Regions from separate parts of the Mus musculus genome. Here region 2 is linked to region 1. Evidence: chromatin loops called from intact Hi-C (ENCODE). Cell type or tissue: heart. All regions are shown on one strand. Each heading gives the region's core, and the rest is flanking DNA. Links, peaks and the distances in the headings are about the cores only. Region 1 holds the start of Gm43837 (a long non-coding RNA gene). Region 2 overlaps Tbc1d1 (TBC1 domain family, member 1).

Evidence for each region. Hi-C counts contacts between places; a loop is a spot of excess contacts. Peaks named below come from ENCODE experiments on the same cell type or tissue, not always from the same donor. Only the 100,000 strongest peaks of a DNase experiment are listed, where the experiment ranks them.
Region 2: a loop joins it to region 1, with 2.2 times the contacts of the local background. A loop is called at or near these places in 8 of 42 quality-filtered maps.

The regions. Positions count from the first base shown.
Region 1 is chr5:64,375,083-64,382,933 of GRCm38, forward strand. Gm43837 (a long non-coding RNA gene) reads left to right here and starts at 2,871. Exons shown (of 3, transcript XR_003955925.1): 1 at 2,871-2,953. In heart, for the core only: no CTCF peak of the experiment used is centred there; DNase peaks (open chromatin) are centred at 1,579, 4,039, 4,919 and 5,879; H3K27ac peaks cover 2,836 bases.
Region 2 is chr5:64,322,795-64,330,645 of GRCm38, forward strand. It overlaps Tbc1d1 (TBC1 domain family, member 1), which reads left to right. Exons shown (of 22, transcript NM_001310611.1): 17 at 1,657-1,815. Among named protein-coding and RNA genes, the nearest start is that of Gm43837, 51 kb to the right of the region's middle. In heart, for the core only: a CTCF peak has its summit at 3,946; DNase peaks (open chromatin) are centred at 3,147, 3,867, 4,817 and 4,957; H3K27ac peaks cover 997 bases.

The DNA.
Region 1 (7,851 bases), core at 1,037-6,036:
TCTACGGCTGGGGCATTTCCCTCACCCATCAGGAATGCGCCTTGGCGAGTGCTCTTCTACCTTCACAGCATGGTCGCTGCTCTGCCCGACTCTTCACATATTGAGATGATTGGGGGGGGGGGGGGCGCATTTTCTCAGGCTTGAAGCAGTGCGTGTGGTGATTGCTGCTTCCAGATAGAAAACTGTGGAATCCTGGAAAGATCTGAAGAAACGCTCGCTCGCTCGCCTTGTGCTTTTGATCCGTCTGAATTGCGAAAGTAGGTCCTGGGGCTTGAACACGTCCTTCAAAGGGTCTGGTTCTCATTTCTATGCTGCAGTTATTCTCTTCGAGAAGAACGGATTCCCTCCCCACAACCCCACACATTCTTAAATGCTATCGAAAACCATTTGTTTCTTGTGTTGGGGGCGTACGTTTCAAAAGGAATGGTTTTTGAGAAGCTCATTCCATGAGCCACGTTTGTTTGATAGCATAATTTCCAGGGCAGCAATACTGTTGCTTTTCCCAGTTTCTCTTTTGAACCTTCTGTGTGGTGGTGGCAGCTGCGGTGGTGAGACAACAGAGGGGAGAGTGGAGAACAAAGGAGAAAGGCAGATAGAGATCAAGTCATCACTTGAGGTCTCTATGGACAAAGGGTTTCCTAAGGCTGAACTCAGGTTCTGTCCGTTCCTACCCATAGAACAAGGCCAGACCATGCCTCCCCTCCCCGCAGGCCTGTGTGTGTGTGTGTGTGTGTGTGTAGTGAAGCTTTGTACCCATGCTTCCTGCTTCCTTAAAGGAAAGGGGCAAGGCTGTGCGTGTTCAGTTTCTCCCCACTAATTCACCTGTGGGCTGATTCTCCTCTCACTTGGAAGGGTGCTGAGGAGGGACCCCAAAGGATACGAGGAAGTTGTTATTGTAATGGGAATCACCCCAGAGGGAAAGCGCCACTCAGAACAGGAAGTGTCTTCTACAAACAGGACAACAGTGAAGTAGGCATTTTACATCCCCCAGCTGTGCTCCCCACCCCTTCAGCCTCCACCCTGCCCTCTGAGCATCCTCAACTGAGCCAAAGAAAGAGCCACACCATAAAGAGACTGGGTTTCAGGAGATAGGTTCCTCAGAGGATCATTTCTCCACATCTTACTCTCCTGCCTGGAGCCAGAGGTGACAGAGAGATGGTTTTCCCCCTTGTTGACACCATCCTGTGATTTGAGGACCAACTTCCCTCCCCAAACTCTTCTTCTGTCTTGGATATCCCACCTCACACACAGCTATATTTTTTCCACAGGCCTTCGGACTTGCAGAAGTCTTACCCACATAAAAACAGTGTGTTCACTTGTCCCCCACCCTTATCAGCATATCTCCATCTCTATATTTCCTTTTCTATGCAAGAAAACAAAAAACAAAACAAAACAAAACAAAACAAAACAAAACAAAACAAAACAAAAAAACTCCTTCAAAGTCTTGCCTGAATAGACAAGAGACAGAAGCCCGGTCGGTCCTCCTGGCTGCAGTGAGGTGAAGCGGGATGGAATGTTTCACTCAGTGAATGCTACTAGACACAGAGGCAGACACTGCGTGTCCTAACTCATACGTGGCAGCCAGACAAGTCCGCTTCTCAGAAGCAGAAGTAGAAATGGGGTCTGAGAAAGGCAAGAGGGAGAGGGGACAAAGGGGAAACCAGAACACAGATGGGGATGCAGTGTTAAGTTAGGAGACTCGGGGAGTGGGGGGGGGGGGGGTGGGAGACTTTTGGGATAGCATTGGAAATGTAATTGAGGAAAATACATAATAAAAAAAAAGAATTATAAAGATAAAAAAAAAAGTTAGGAGACTCAGCAAAATGTCCTGCAGCAGGAACTGAAACTATTTTAGAGACAACAAGCAGAGAGATGCCGCTTAAGGTGAGGGGAGAGTGCTCATCGCCCTGACCGGAATATCTCACATTACATATCATTACGTATATGTATATATTATCACTCTGTGCCCACCCCATACGTACAATGGCTATGTGCGAATTTAATAAAAAGGAATTAAACCTATTATCTGAGGGTCTGGTGCTACTCTTCCCCCCCCCCCCCAAGCTACTCCGCCAATGCAGCCCTCTGAGGGGCTCAATGACCTTTGTTCACAGAAGTTCCTGTGGACATTTGAGTCCTTGACCTTCTGGCCCCGATGGAGACAGTGGGCACCCTTGCTCATTTCTGTATTCTTCTGACAGGGCTCTCTCTTGCTTACCTATCTCTCTGCCTTTGGAAGTTCACCCTCTCCTGGCAGCCATCTCTGTCCTTCCTTGTTGGTGTGCTAGTCTCCCAAGCCATGAATGATTAGACGACGTGCTCGCTTGGTCAGTAAAGTTTTCTTGAGCATCTCTTACGTGACAGATGACATGCCAGACAGGGAGACTTTATCAAGAGACACTCAAACCGACAACAGACACCCTACTCTGATGGAATGTGGGTGCTAATGGAGAAGACAGGAGGTGAATGAGCAAGTTAGGTAACTTGTGAGGTGGGGGATCAAAGCTGAGGAGAAACAGAATTTGGAGATAGAGTCTATGAAAGGTATTAGGTTAGAGAGAGGGCACAGTTCTAAAAGGAGTCAGAAACTATTTTGTTTGTTTCTTTGTTTTGTTTTTCTGCCTCTGGGTAATGCTGACCTCACAGAGTAGATCTGGAAGTGTTCAGATCATTGCCTCGCTTGGGAGACTTAGAGGAGAACAGGCGTTCATTCTTCAATTGTCCCGGAGAACATACAAACGAGGCTACCTGGTCCTGAGATTTCGTCACAGAGAGGTTTCAATCTGTTGACTCGGTTTCTTGTGGTAGCTAGCTCTCTCAGGACTTCCTTTCTCTAGGGGGGGAGAGGGAGGGTGTAGTTGGGTGATTTGTGTTTCTGGAGATTGCCATTAGCCAAGCTGTCTGGTTCGTGGGCATGCAATTGCCACCCCCTCCTGTGTGCCTGCTTGTTTCTGTAAGTTGATGGTGACATCTTCCTTTCACTTATTTGTATTTTTGCTTTTTCCTCTGTCACTCTACCGAAGGGGTTGTCAGTGTTGAAGAGGGCTGCAGAGGACCTGGTGGCAGCCACTGCCAGAAGGACATCACCTAACTATGGCTGGCATTACTGAGAGTGTTCAGGCTCCACCTGGATGCTAAGCAGACCAGTTGCCATCACGGGTACGACTCTCATTTTCTAGATGAGGGAATGAGGGCACAGAGAGGTGAGCGTTCGAGCCCGCCATCACTGGGGGACAGAGCCAGCAGCCTGACACCAAGACCCTGCCTTCACCTCTCCATTCTGACCCTTCAATCTGTGAGCTTGGTGAAAGGAATTATTACCCCCAGCAAATGAGAAAACAAAGACAGTGAGACCACACTGCCTCTCCTGTGCCCCAGTGTGGTATTTGTCTCCTGTAGAACTATGTGAGAAACGTGTTATTTCCAGCTTGGCCCAGCAAATGGTGCAACGATTTTACAGCCTAATTTCACTCTCCAGCTGGTTCCAAGATATTAATAACGAAGTCTGGGCTAACCCTCTTACATTTCAGGTTTCTTAAAAATCTCCAGCTCTCTCCCAATATAAGCCATTTTGTAAAACGTATTTTTTTTCCCCTGATGGTTTGCTTTTTCTTTCTGAAGAAACAAAGTGTGTTTAGACAGCATGCTGCCCAGTGCTCTTGGATTCCTTTGTATTCGGATCAGCTCTCCTGAATATTTCATCATTTCCTTTCCTTAAACACTGAGTGGTGTTTCACTGAGAAAGGATATCCAGATGTACCATCGCCGAACTGACTTAGAAGCAAAACCTGGGGCTTCTGGAGAGTTCTTGGGAAAACATTTACCCACCCAGAGCTGGAGCACTGGCTGATTCAGAAACAGGGGCTGAGGGTGGGGGTTGGGGGAGAGGAGAGACGGGAGGAAGTGGGACAAGAAACTTCTCTTGTCCCTTAGAGTTTTAAAAAGAAGACGGAAGCACGGGGTGAAAGGACGGGCTTCAAGCTCAGGCATATGTTAAAGGAGGAAATGGGACCGAGTCTTAAAGTGCTGACGTAGGGGAGTCTCCATGGCCTCGGAATGACCCCCAACTTGTCCACGCCCTATCTGACCAGTTCCTGTAACAGGCACCATATAAAGAGCGAGTTTTGTAACACTGGAACTGAATGAAGTCAGCAGAATAAAGAGTGGTCCCAACAACCCTGACCTGCCTGTGTAAACCTCTCCACCCCCAACCCCCAGCCCCACTTCCCTTGACACGCATGCCCGAGCTGGCCTTGGCCTGACTTAGGTGTCCTTGTTAATAGGCTCAGGCAATGATCGCTTCCTAGGCCATTTTCTGAAACACCAGGGTCCCTGCATGACGAGGAAGAGTACAGCTTTATAAGTCAGAACTCTGCCCCACAATCGCAGAAATCCAGACTCCAGCACTGAGAAGCTTTGCCATCCAAGAATCCTCAGCTGGCACTTACCAAAGGCTATGGTAATCATTGGATGTAACATAAGGGGCCTGGCTGAAGAACAATTTGGAAGTGCTTGATATTCTTGTCCTTGGGGTTTGAGACTTCCATCAATCCATACCCACCCACTTTACCAACTGGAAAGAGAACAGAAAGAGACCTAAGACAGGGAGCCACAAGTAAGACCAGCACAGGCCAGAGATCCACAGCTCAGGGATGGGTGGGTGGCCCATTTATAGCTGGAGCGCCTGGAAGTGCATGTGCATCCAAGGAAGAGTGACAACGTAAGCTCCCTTTGCCTGCCTCTGAATTCGGCTCTTACCTCCTTTCCTTCTCTGTGGGTTTTTGGGGTCTTCAGAGGAAAGGCCTGCAATCCAGAGGAGGAGGAGTCAGGAGAGGGTCAGGAGAGAGACCCTCTGCTCACTGAACCGCAGATAGACACCAAGTCTCCTGTAGGTTGATCTCCTGGAAACAGGGCCCACTCCAGATCTACATGTCACATCTGCAGTCCCTTCACACCCTCAGTGGTGGCTTCTGCCTCGAGTCCCACCACTAGAAAGGCTTGGGCAGGAGAGACCCTTGAGCCTAGGAGTTGTAAGACAACATTGTGACCCTGTCGTCCCCCCGAGTCCCAAATAAGTAAATGAATAACAAACAAGCAAACAAATAAATGAAATAAGGTATATTTAAAAAATAACCTGTGCACATTTCCTGAATGCTTTAAGTAGCATCTTACATGCATAAATACATATTTTAAAGTTATCATTACACTCAATACAATGTAAATGCTATGCAAGCCAATGTTCTTCTTATACTTTAGAGAAAATGGACAAGAAAGAAGTCTAGGGATGTTCAGGATCGATGTGGCCCTGGCGTGTTTAACTATCCCTGCTACCCACAGCTGGAGTCCTCTGATTCCACATCTGGAAGCTGACCCGCATCTTTGAGAAGTGGTGTGAATGGCTGCCCGTGACTCAGTGGCTTTGGGACAAGAAAATCCAGTGTGAGGAAACTGTACAGGCTCAGCTACACCAGGAGGACCTAAAGGCAGAGTAAGGAATTCCATTCTGCCAAACACAGGAACATGTTCTGTTGTTTGGGGCAAGTGGGTGATCACTCAGTGACAACCACAGCCCTATGGGGCTCAGCCCTGTGTTTCCCCTGCAGCCTTGAACTCATGGTGGGAGCAAACCAGCTGGGTTAGCCTCCTGCCTCAAGCTTGCTTTCCTCTGAAGTGTGTGGGAGAAGCAAAGGTTGGAGCTGTCACCCCGAGATCTTATCGATTTCTTATGAATTTTGTTCTAGCAAAAGGAAACAGAGTAAAGCTAGCGGGTCCGACTCACGAAATCCAGCTCTCTATATCCTGATGCGGAAGTGAGTTGGGTCAACCAATTTCCTGTTTGGGTCTTTGACAATAAAGCTGTGGGGTTCCCAGGCGACAGCTGGCTTCAGCCAATGGCCACTCTCTCCTGTGAATTCCCCTATTGGCTCTCTCTCTCTCTCTCTCTCTCTCTCTCTCTCTCTCTCTCTCTCTCTCTCTCTCTCTCTCTCTCTCCTCTCTCGCTTGCTCTGAGCATGGGTGGAGGCAAATGAGGAATTACAAAAAGCAGCAAAACCCATGGCTTGCCTGGAGCCATTTACTGCTAAGTGGGCACTGCGCATGCTCAGAAAGTGGTCTGGATGTCAGTTACTTCTCCAGAGGCCAAGCTGGGCTGAGCCCCACCCACATACTGTGACTGTCAGAGAGACTCACACCTCCAAGAAATGTTAAGAATGGTGGTGAAATCTGTCTTTCAATCGACCCTACCAAGGCTCATATATTGCCGAAAGAGCCAAGGAATGTTTTTAGGGAAAAATATTATAAGTGATTGTTTCCTCAATCAAAATTTAATTACTCGTTCATTGAGACATTTCAATATCTGTGCTAAGTGCTACGGATTCCAAAATGAGTAACAGTTAGTAGCCTGCTCTCCCAAGTCTTCCCCCATATTGTGAGGAAGATAGATAAATAGGAATGCAATTTGGGCGGGGGGGGGGGGGGGGGATGTTTGCTACCAGGAGTGTTTGTGAAATGCTCAGGGCTTCCAGGAAACAGTGAGGCTGGCACAGAAATGATCTTGCAGGAGAATGCAAGGCCCTCGGTGGATGAGCGGGTATTCCAGAGGGGAGGCTGCAGCTTTCCAAGAACTGCACTTGAGAACCGTGACAGGGCTGAGATGACTGGAAGCAGCAGCAAGCCAGGGACAAAGAAGGAAGTGGCTCACGCTGCTGAGAATCTGTTTATCTGGGAGAGGCACTCCCCTAACCAACCTGCGTCCAAAAACAATGCACACTGGCAAATGCCTGGGTCTCTGTCAGGGCGACCATGCTGTTTCTACAGCTATAGCCACTGCTATCTTCCGTTTGCTTGATAAAGCCTGAAGATTTTTGTAAAGACTACTCCTTACAAAGTCATGGCTTTCCTGGAGACTAGTCAGGGCATGATAAACCATCACCGCGGAAAATATACATACTTGCTTCATAAAATCTCAACATTTCCCAGACAACCCCGCCGCTAGCTGTTCATCCAGTCCAGGTTGGCAGCCCCCTGTTTGGCCTTAGCCTGATGGGGAACAGGGATGACTTTATCCGGCAAGCACAAGATGGGGAGGAGAGGTGTTAATATGAGCACAAAAAAATAAAAAAAGAAAAAAAAAAGAAAAGAAAAAAGAAAAAGAAAAAAGGGGTGCCTCCAAAAAGTCTGTAAATAAGCGAAGCCCTATTTTGAAAACATCAAAGTGAATACCAAAAGATTCTGACAAGCAACATTTTAAATTGTTACAGAAAGATAAGACTACAACCCTATACTACCATGGTTCTGCATTCTATCTTCCTGATCCCAGGCCTGGGCTTTGAACCCAAGGAACACACTCAAACTCTCAGACCTGTATTTGAGCAATCCCTGGTAATTTCCGTGAAATCTGGACCTGTACATTGCTGAGTGAGTTCTTGGAGCTGTCCAGGAACGTGTCCAGGAAGTAAGGGCTTCACACCGCTTTCCTGAAACCCATCCTGCTGGCCTGCCCTCTCTGCCTGGAGGAATTAGTGTTGGCAGTGACCCAGATATTCCAGCAGGTGGCACTCTTGCTCCAACCAGGTGTTTCAGAAACGTGGCCACTTAGCCAAACTAGAGAAATGGAAATATGGGCTATTATATTGTGTCCTGAGCAGATATGACGTGATCTGAGAAAGGCTGGAGAATATTCTGGAGAATGTAGAGCCATGAAGGACCTGACTCGTGACCACAGGCTGTGTTGTGTCCTCAGCGGGGGAGAAAAATGAGATTCTTAAACCCTGTTTGCTTCCCTGACAAGTGTAAACACAGGTGACAGGGGAGAGGAATATTGCATTAACAGTGGCATCTAGCCTGATGGTA
Region 2 (7,851 bases), core at 1,918-6,917, 51 kb before region 1:
GATCAGAGTGGATTGTATGAAACATTTGTAAAAACTGGGAAGAAAAGTGTGAGTGACAGTAATTCATGTGTGCTGCACACATGCCCAGAATGATCAAATAGAAAGTTAACCTTGAGAGTTACAAAACACATGCACACGTTTTTTCTTTGTCTTTCTTTCTTTCTTTCTTTCTTTCTTTCTTTCTTTCTTTCTTTCTTCCTTCCTTCCTTCCTTCCTTCCTTCCTTCCTTCCTTCCTTTCTTTCTTTCTTTCTTGAGAGTTACAAAACACATGCACACATTTTTTTCTTTGTCTTCCTTCCTTCCTTCCTTCCTTCCTTCCTTCCTTCCTTCCTTCCTTCCTTCCTTCCTTTTTCTTTTTTTTTCTTGAGACAGGTTTCTCTGTACAGCCCTGGCTGTCCTGGAACTCACTCTGTAGACCAGGCTGGCCTCGAACTCAGAAATCCGCCTGCCTCTGCCTCCCCAGTGCTGGGATTAAAGGCGTGCGCCACCACTGCCCAGCTATCTTTTTTTTTTTTTTTTTGACAGTTGTGAAGTCTCTAGTCAGGATGTCAGCCCCACTCTACCTGGGCCCAGCTTCTGCTGGCTGTAGCAGACTATACTTGTGTAACTTCCCGCCTCAAAGCTGTCTTCCTCAGCTTCCATGGGCACACTGGCTCCTCTTCTCAACTCCTCCTCTGGGTGCTGCTGTCAGGGACATTTGTCTTAAGATACAAAGTCCAGGTTTTAGTCACGATGACGTCATCCTCAGTCCTGACTTTAGCCACATCTGCAGAAACAAGGCCAATTTTAGAGGTTCCAGGGGTGAGGAGATGGATGTAGCCTTTAGAAGCCCACTCTTCATTCCCTGCTCAGAGTTTTCAAGTTAATGCTGAGGTAAACGTTTAGGGAAAGTGTGGAATGCAGTTGCTTAGCACAGGGCCCTTCCTTACAGTTCTCCCAAGCTGATCTACAGGGTGGAGAAAAACCAACCACTGACCAAGGTACCCTGACTCACTCAAGATACCTTCCTTCTGGACAGTTCTCTTCCCTTTTCCTTCACCTTTAAGGGTTGCTTGCATGACGGAGGCTGTGAGCTCCTGATTGCTGAGATGCAGAGGGCCAGCTCTTTCCCCTGAGCTCTACCTCACTTTGCTTCTCTTCCTGCTCTGAGACATGTGCATCTTCCTTTCATTGCCTCGGAGCATTGTTGGTTGGCTTCAGGTTGGCTTGGGTTGGGTCAGGATTCCTGCCATAACTCAAGAATCCCGTAATTGGAGACTAGGGGTGGCATAGTCCATGAAGTGCTTGCCTTGCAAGTGTGAGGGCCTCCATTTGGTTCCCAGAACTCACAGGAAACCTGGGAGCCATAGTGCCTGCTGTAGCCCCAGTGCTCGGGATGCGGGAGGCAGAGGTAGGTACAACCCTGGGGCTGACTGGGGAATGCAGCCTGGTGAGTGACCATGTCTAACTAACTAAAGTGAGTGAGTGGATGGCGTTCCTGAGGTTGTCTTCCGGCCTCCATGTCCACGTGTACCCATACCCACATGCCCCTGAATGTCTGTACACACAATGAATTTGCAGTCATGAAAAAAGGCACAACTCTTTTTTTTTTTAATCAATGAGCTGAGTTCTGTGTATAAAGCCTGGTTTAATATTTTCCACTCACTCTGTTAAAGGTGTGCCACGTCATCACCGAGGTGAGATCTGGAAATTTCTAGCTGAGCAGTTCCACCTTAAACACCCATTTCCTAGTAAACAGCAGCCAAAGGACGTGCCCTACAAAGAGCTCCTGAAGAAGCTGACCTCGCAGCAGCACGCCATTCTCATCGACCTCGGTGAGTCCACCCCGCCCCAGAGCCAAGAGGGAATGCCCCACCCTTGAGGAGTGTAGAGAGACTATCCAGGTCATTTAGTGATCACAGGTGCCCTCTGAGAGCATACGCGGGCTCCCTTCGTGCCTGGCGGCTGGCTTGTTCTGCTTGGCATGTTGTAGGTGTGAGGAGGCCTTGAGTGGTCATTAAGTCTGTTCATTGACACAGAACTCTGGTTCAGCTCAGTAATTCATATTTTCCAAGGGATGCTTTACAGTACACTGAAGGAGCAACCTGGGAGACACATCGGCTTGGATTGGCTACAGGAGAAACACACAAGCTTGGTTTGCTTTTAGAAGCAGTCTCTGGGCTGTGGTGTACAAACAGAACTTGTCAGAATAATTGTAGAAAACTGTGTGTTGGCAGTTTCGTCTTGGAAAGTGGGCAGTGCCTTGGTTCTGGAATAGCTTTTAAAACGCAGAAAGGAAGCAGTGTATTGGATTTGCAGTTTCCATGGAAAAGACCTCGCTGACTTAGAATGTAATTATGTGGAACAAGAGACCCTCTGACTGTTGGTGGCTGAGCAGCGATGGAGCCCTGCCTTCCTACTTGCTCCCAAGGCCTGTCTCTGCTGGGGGGAGCTAGCTCCGTGGCCTTCCCGAAGGCCAGTTCTGGATGCTGAGGATGTCGTCCCCCCTCCCCAGGACATGCGCCTGTCTCTGCTCAGTGCACTGCACTGCCCATTCTGTGGGTCTTTCCCCGTGTTACAGCCGCAGTGGAGACGGTGAGCTGGGTCAGGCCGGAGTCAGAGCCACACACAGTATCTTCATGCTTGGAAAAGTCCCTCAGACTACTCTGCAGGGCTGGCTTTGAATGTCATCCTCAGAACTGTCCTGACTGTAGCTTCTCCGCCCACAGGCCAAGCCCACCCTTCCTAACCCACACTCTTTCTCCCTGGTACTCAACTACTGCAGTGATTATTATTATTATTATTATTATTATTGCTGTTATTGTTTAATGCTAACACTTAACTTTACCTTGAGTTGAATGTTGTATGAAATTTACTCAATCCATTTCTTTTCATTTTCACAACAGTACACATAGACAAGTGCAGAGAGGTTACATAACTTGTTCATGATCTCATAACTAATTTGCATGAGAACTGTGTTCATCCCCTCCTAGCCCCTACCTCTGCTCAGCAGGATGGTGCCCTCCATGGGCTGCACTTGGGCTGTATTAGAGTGTACTCTCAACTCCAAGGACAGTGCCCGACACATAGTAGGTACTCAATGTATCTTTGCCATGTTGATGGCGAGGCACTGAGCAGTCAAGTGGCATGGCCATCAGCGCAGAGGTGCAGGGACCTATCCACCATCATTCTGACAGCCTAAGACTTCCAAGCCCTACAGGCTCCATGGTGCTAAGAGATGCCAGTACTGGGCAGGTGAAGGGGGAGGCTGACTGGCATGGCCAATCGATCTCCAGCCAAAGCCCATCTGGCCTGGTGACCCTGTGGAGGATATTTGTACATTATCAGCAGCTGAATTTGTTAGTGTGGTAACAGAACAGTGGCATCGTGTTCCTGTTCTGTGAGGTGAACTGAAAACTGACCTGGGGGTAGGGGTGTGGAAAGGAGTGGCAGGTCTCTCTCCTGCCTTCTCCACTCCCCCATGGCACAGGAGGAGAGGAAACACAAGAAATTTTGCTCCCTGTTTTGCATTTTCTTCCTTTGGCTTCTTGTCTGCATTCCCCTTACTCTTCCTGGACAGGTCAGCCCTCTGCCTCTGACTGCTTGAATGTCATCCCTTTTCTGCAGAAAGAGAATGAAGTCCAGATTGGCCACACTCCCCTGCCCCTGCCCCCTCCCTCCCCAGCCAGCCCTCTCCCTAGGAAGCACTGTTTGTCTGAGCCCCAGCTCACTGGCCTTTCCCCTAGAAAACAGCGCCTGATTCACATCCTCTCTGCCCCTGTTCAGCCCCACCCTCTCCCTTCTGCTTCCAAGGCCAGCTGCACACAGCCCCCACTCTGTTGGCCCTCCTTTTTTCTCACCTCTGGCCCAGTGCTGGCCTGGCCTCCACTTTGGATGACCTCCAGCATCCTCCCAGGGGCCTGAAGAGCCTCTATTTGCAGCAATCTGTGTCGCGACTTACCTCCACCAGGGTCCTAGGGTTTATCCAGGGATCCTGCCAGCATCATTTTGTCCCTATGTGAACCAGACATCCTGGTTGCTGACCTAGACCCAGTGGTGAAGTCTGGCAGCCTTCTGCAGGACTCCTGTTCTTCTGTGAGTCGACATCAAATAAGGCCTAGCATGGTAGGCCTCCAGCTCTGGCCATGACATGTGTCACCATCTTTTGTTTAGTCCACACTGTGTATCTTGTCTGTTGTGTATATTCCGTCTGTACTGTGGCGGTCTGGGCCCAGTAGAGGTGTGTGGTGTAGAGTGATGGCACAGTCCATGCCTTTCAGTGTAGCTTTCCTACAGTAAGCGGCTGGAGGAAGAACACCACAGGGGAGAAGGACTTTGGCTTTTCAGTGGTTTGCTTTCTGTCTCTTGGTTTATGAGACTGGCCTTTTACTTTTTGTAACAGCTTTTTGTAAGACTTGTTCCTTCAAAGAATAAAAACAGTAGACTTTATCGTTTGGTCATATTCTCTAGTTTACAAAATGTGATTTCAGCTGTGGCCTGGCTTCATCTTTACCCAGCCTGTTGTGGACTGTGTGGCCCAAGGACTGGAGGAAGTACTTTGGCAGCTCTGTGCAGAGCTCCTTAGCCTCACTGCTTGTCCCGCTGGCTCTGTTTCCTGCTTTCTTACATCTTGCCCTCTGCCTTTCCCTTAGTATAGACTGCAGCCAGCCAGGAGAAAGCTGCTGCCAGGCTCAGCAGGTGCCATGGGGCTTTCTCTGTCTCCAGCTCAATGGACTGCTCTGACCTTCTGATGACTATAGCCTTTCTCCCCTCTGCTCTGTAGGCGTGGATAACATGGGCTGCCAAAGTCCTACCTTCTGTTTGGGGCTCCTGCTCACTTTCTGACACTGTTACTGGAAGGTACTGGGGATCCCAGACATTCTCCCGGGCCCCATCCTAGCTGGCCAGCAATCATCTGCCTCTACCTGGTGACTCCGTGTAGCCTCCCCTGGGATGGGAGGACTAGTAGGAAGAACACAGTCCAGTCCAGACACAGGAATCCCATTAAGTCACAGCAGGAGCTGAAACTGCCGCTGTCAGCTCCTTACAGTCTCATTGTGATTGTTACCATGTGTAAAGCTGTGGCACTACGTAGACTCTTTGAAGATCCCTTGGGTCTCTCAGTGGGTCTCTCTGCAGTAGCTTTACTGTTCTTTTCCTGAGTCAGGATCTCACTGTCCAAGCCTAAAACCATCTTGCCTCAGCCCAGCATAGGTGTGCTACCATTTCTGATGTCAGAAATACTGTTGGTTTTTTTTATTTGTTTGTTTTGTTTTGTTTTGTTTTATTTTTTAGTTTTCTTTATTTAATGTATATCTGGGTGTACACCTGCATACCAGAAGAAGGCATCAGATCCAGTTACAGATGGTTGTGAGCCATCATGTGGGTGCTGGGAATTGAACTCAGGCCCTCGGGAAGGGCAGCCAGTGTTCCTAACCACTGAGCCATCTCTCCAGCCCAGAAATACTGTTGTTGATGAGCTTCTTAGAGAGCACAGGGAAACCCAGATGGTCAGTTACTAGCAGAGTGCATGTCTGGAGAGTCACTTAGATAAAGGATCCAGGTTAGGTGCTATCATGAATTGTCTTTCCACCAAATAGATGTTTTAGCCAGAGACCTCAAGCCTGAGGAAGGGAGAAGTCTGCCCGCCTCTCTTTTAGAATTAATAAAAGATGTGTAGGTCTTTATTGCTAACTGTAAATCAGGTAAAAACCTTTATGGCAAAAGACAGAAGCATGCCTAGAACTTGTCATGCATCCACACTAGCCTGTCTGTCCAGTTGGAGACTAAACTCTGTTCTGTGGAAGTCACAGTTCCAGAGTCTAATAAATTCCTGTACCAACAACAGCACAAGTTATCCCAGAGTGCGCACCTTTGATATTATCAAGATCTCAATATGAACTCGCTTTTGTTTGGTCATTCTAAATACACCCTGGGTGGTGCTTAGTGTGAGTTGTCAACTTGACACAATCTGTAATCACCTGGGAGACCAGCCGGCCTCTAGGCATGCCTATAGGAAATAATCTTTATTATGACTAACCAATGTGGGAAGACCTATCTATCTACACTGTGAACAAGAACATTCTCTGGGCTGGAGACCCTAAACTGTGTGAAATGCAGGTGGTGAGCTAGACACTAGCATGCATGCACTCACTAGTACGCGTGCACACACTACCATGCACACATTCAGTAGCTCTTCTGACTTTGGATATAACATGGCCAGCTGCTTCCAGCCCTGCTGCCTGACTCCCTCCCATGATGGAGTACACCTCAGCTGTGAAGTGAAGTAAGCCCTTTCTCTCAGGTTGCTTTTGCCAGAGGACTTCATCACAGCAACAGCAGGAGACACTAAGTTGCCTGTAACCTTGCAGGGATAGAGCGTGAGTGCTGAGATGGATGAAGCAGAGTGTACTTTCATTCCTTCACAGATACTAAAGTCTTCCTGCACCCGCTCGCCGTCAGTCAGTTGTCCGCCAGCCACTGGTTAGCAGCCATCTCCAGCACCTCGAAAGATGTCTCGAAAGTGTTTAGTAGTCAGTGTCAAGACTCCCACAATATTCAGGCTTAAGCTGCCACACTGAAATCCTGTGAAAACCTGTAGCAGGTTGTCACAGATGCTCACATGCCGAGCCCCGAGAGCAGGTCCCAGCAGCCACTGCTCACTCTGGGGCACTTAGACAGAGCTCAGATGGTGTCACTGGCTGCAATTGCAATGGGTCGTCTTGAGCAGCTAGACATGTTGTCACTTTAGGAGGCACAGTTTGGTGGAAGGGCACACAGCCCAAAGGAGGACATCTGGTGCCTAGCTGTGTCACTCTCCACCTCATGCCTTTGAGACAGGGTCTCTCTCTGAAGCGACCGTTCTGTCTCCATCCACCCACAGTGCTGGAGTTACGGGCATGCATGTGACCATGCCCAGCTTTCTGTGTGGCTTCTGGGGCTTCAAACTCAGTTGTCTGTGCTTTTGTATAGCAAGTGCTCTTACTCTCTGAGCCATCTCCCCAGTCTACAGGAGTTTCTTTGTGCCCTTTTGACAGTTTCCATTTAACAATCTCTTTCGGTGTATGAAAGTGGCCTCTCCTTAACAGAGACTGAAAGGGCCTGCAGTTCTCTACCTCATGGTGAATTATAAAGTGTAGTTTATGAAGGAAGGAAGTCCCCTTTTTCCAATGGATTTGCCAAGGACTCCTCAGTTTCTACTTACGATTCTCTGACGAGGGACTTTCAGATCCAGTGCTATATATACACCTAGTGGTTATTCTGCCAGGCTTGTCGCAGGAGAGACTTAGCCCTGGACTTTCCTTTTATTCTTCCTGAAGTCTGGACCAACAGAGCAAACAGCTGGCAGTGTTTTGTGTATAGTCACCCAGCTTTGAGTGAGCAGTGAGGTACACCGAGCTGACGTTGTCCTTGGAGACACAAGGCTCAGGCCCTGCTTCAGCAGGCTCTTCCATAAGGTCTTCTGAGGAATGTCCTCCCTCCCTCCTGGTGCTGGCGTCACACCATCTGACCACCTTCTGATCATGGCGGGAGGGCTGCCACACTCTGGCTTCATGAGAGTGGGTTGTCCAGGAAACAGTCTTAATCCAACTGGTCCGTTCTCTCCCCAGTAGCCTGCCTTGCTCTCCTTTCTGGATTTGCAGCCAGGAAAGTGTATAAGCTGTGTGGGCCTAGAGCAAGTGTTTCACAACTGGGAGGTCGGGACCCCTTTCTCTTTTAAGATCAAATAGCCCAAAGAGCTTCGGCTTATATGGAAAATGTTATATTAATTATTTACTACATTAGAAACTAAAACTGACAAAGTTAAAAATAAGTTTTTATTTTAAAATGACTATAATAAACTCATTATATAAACATACAATGAAAAACAA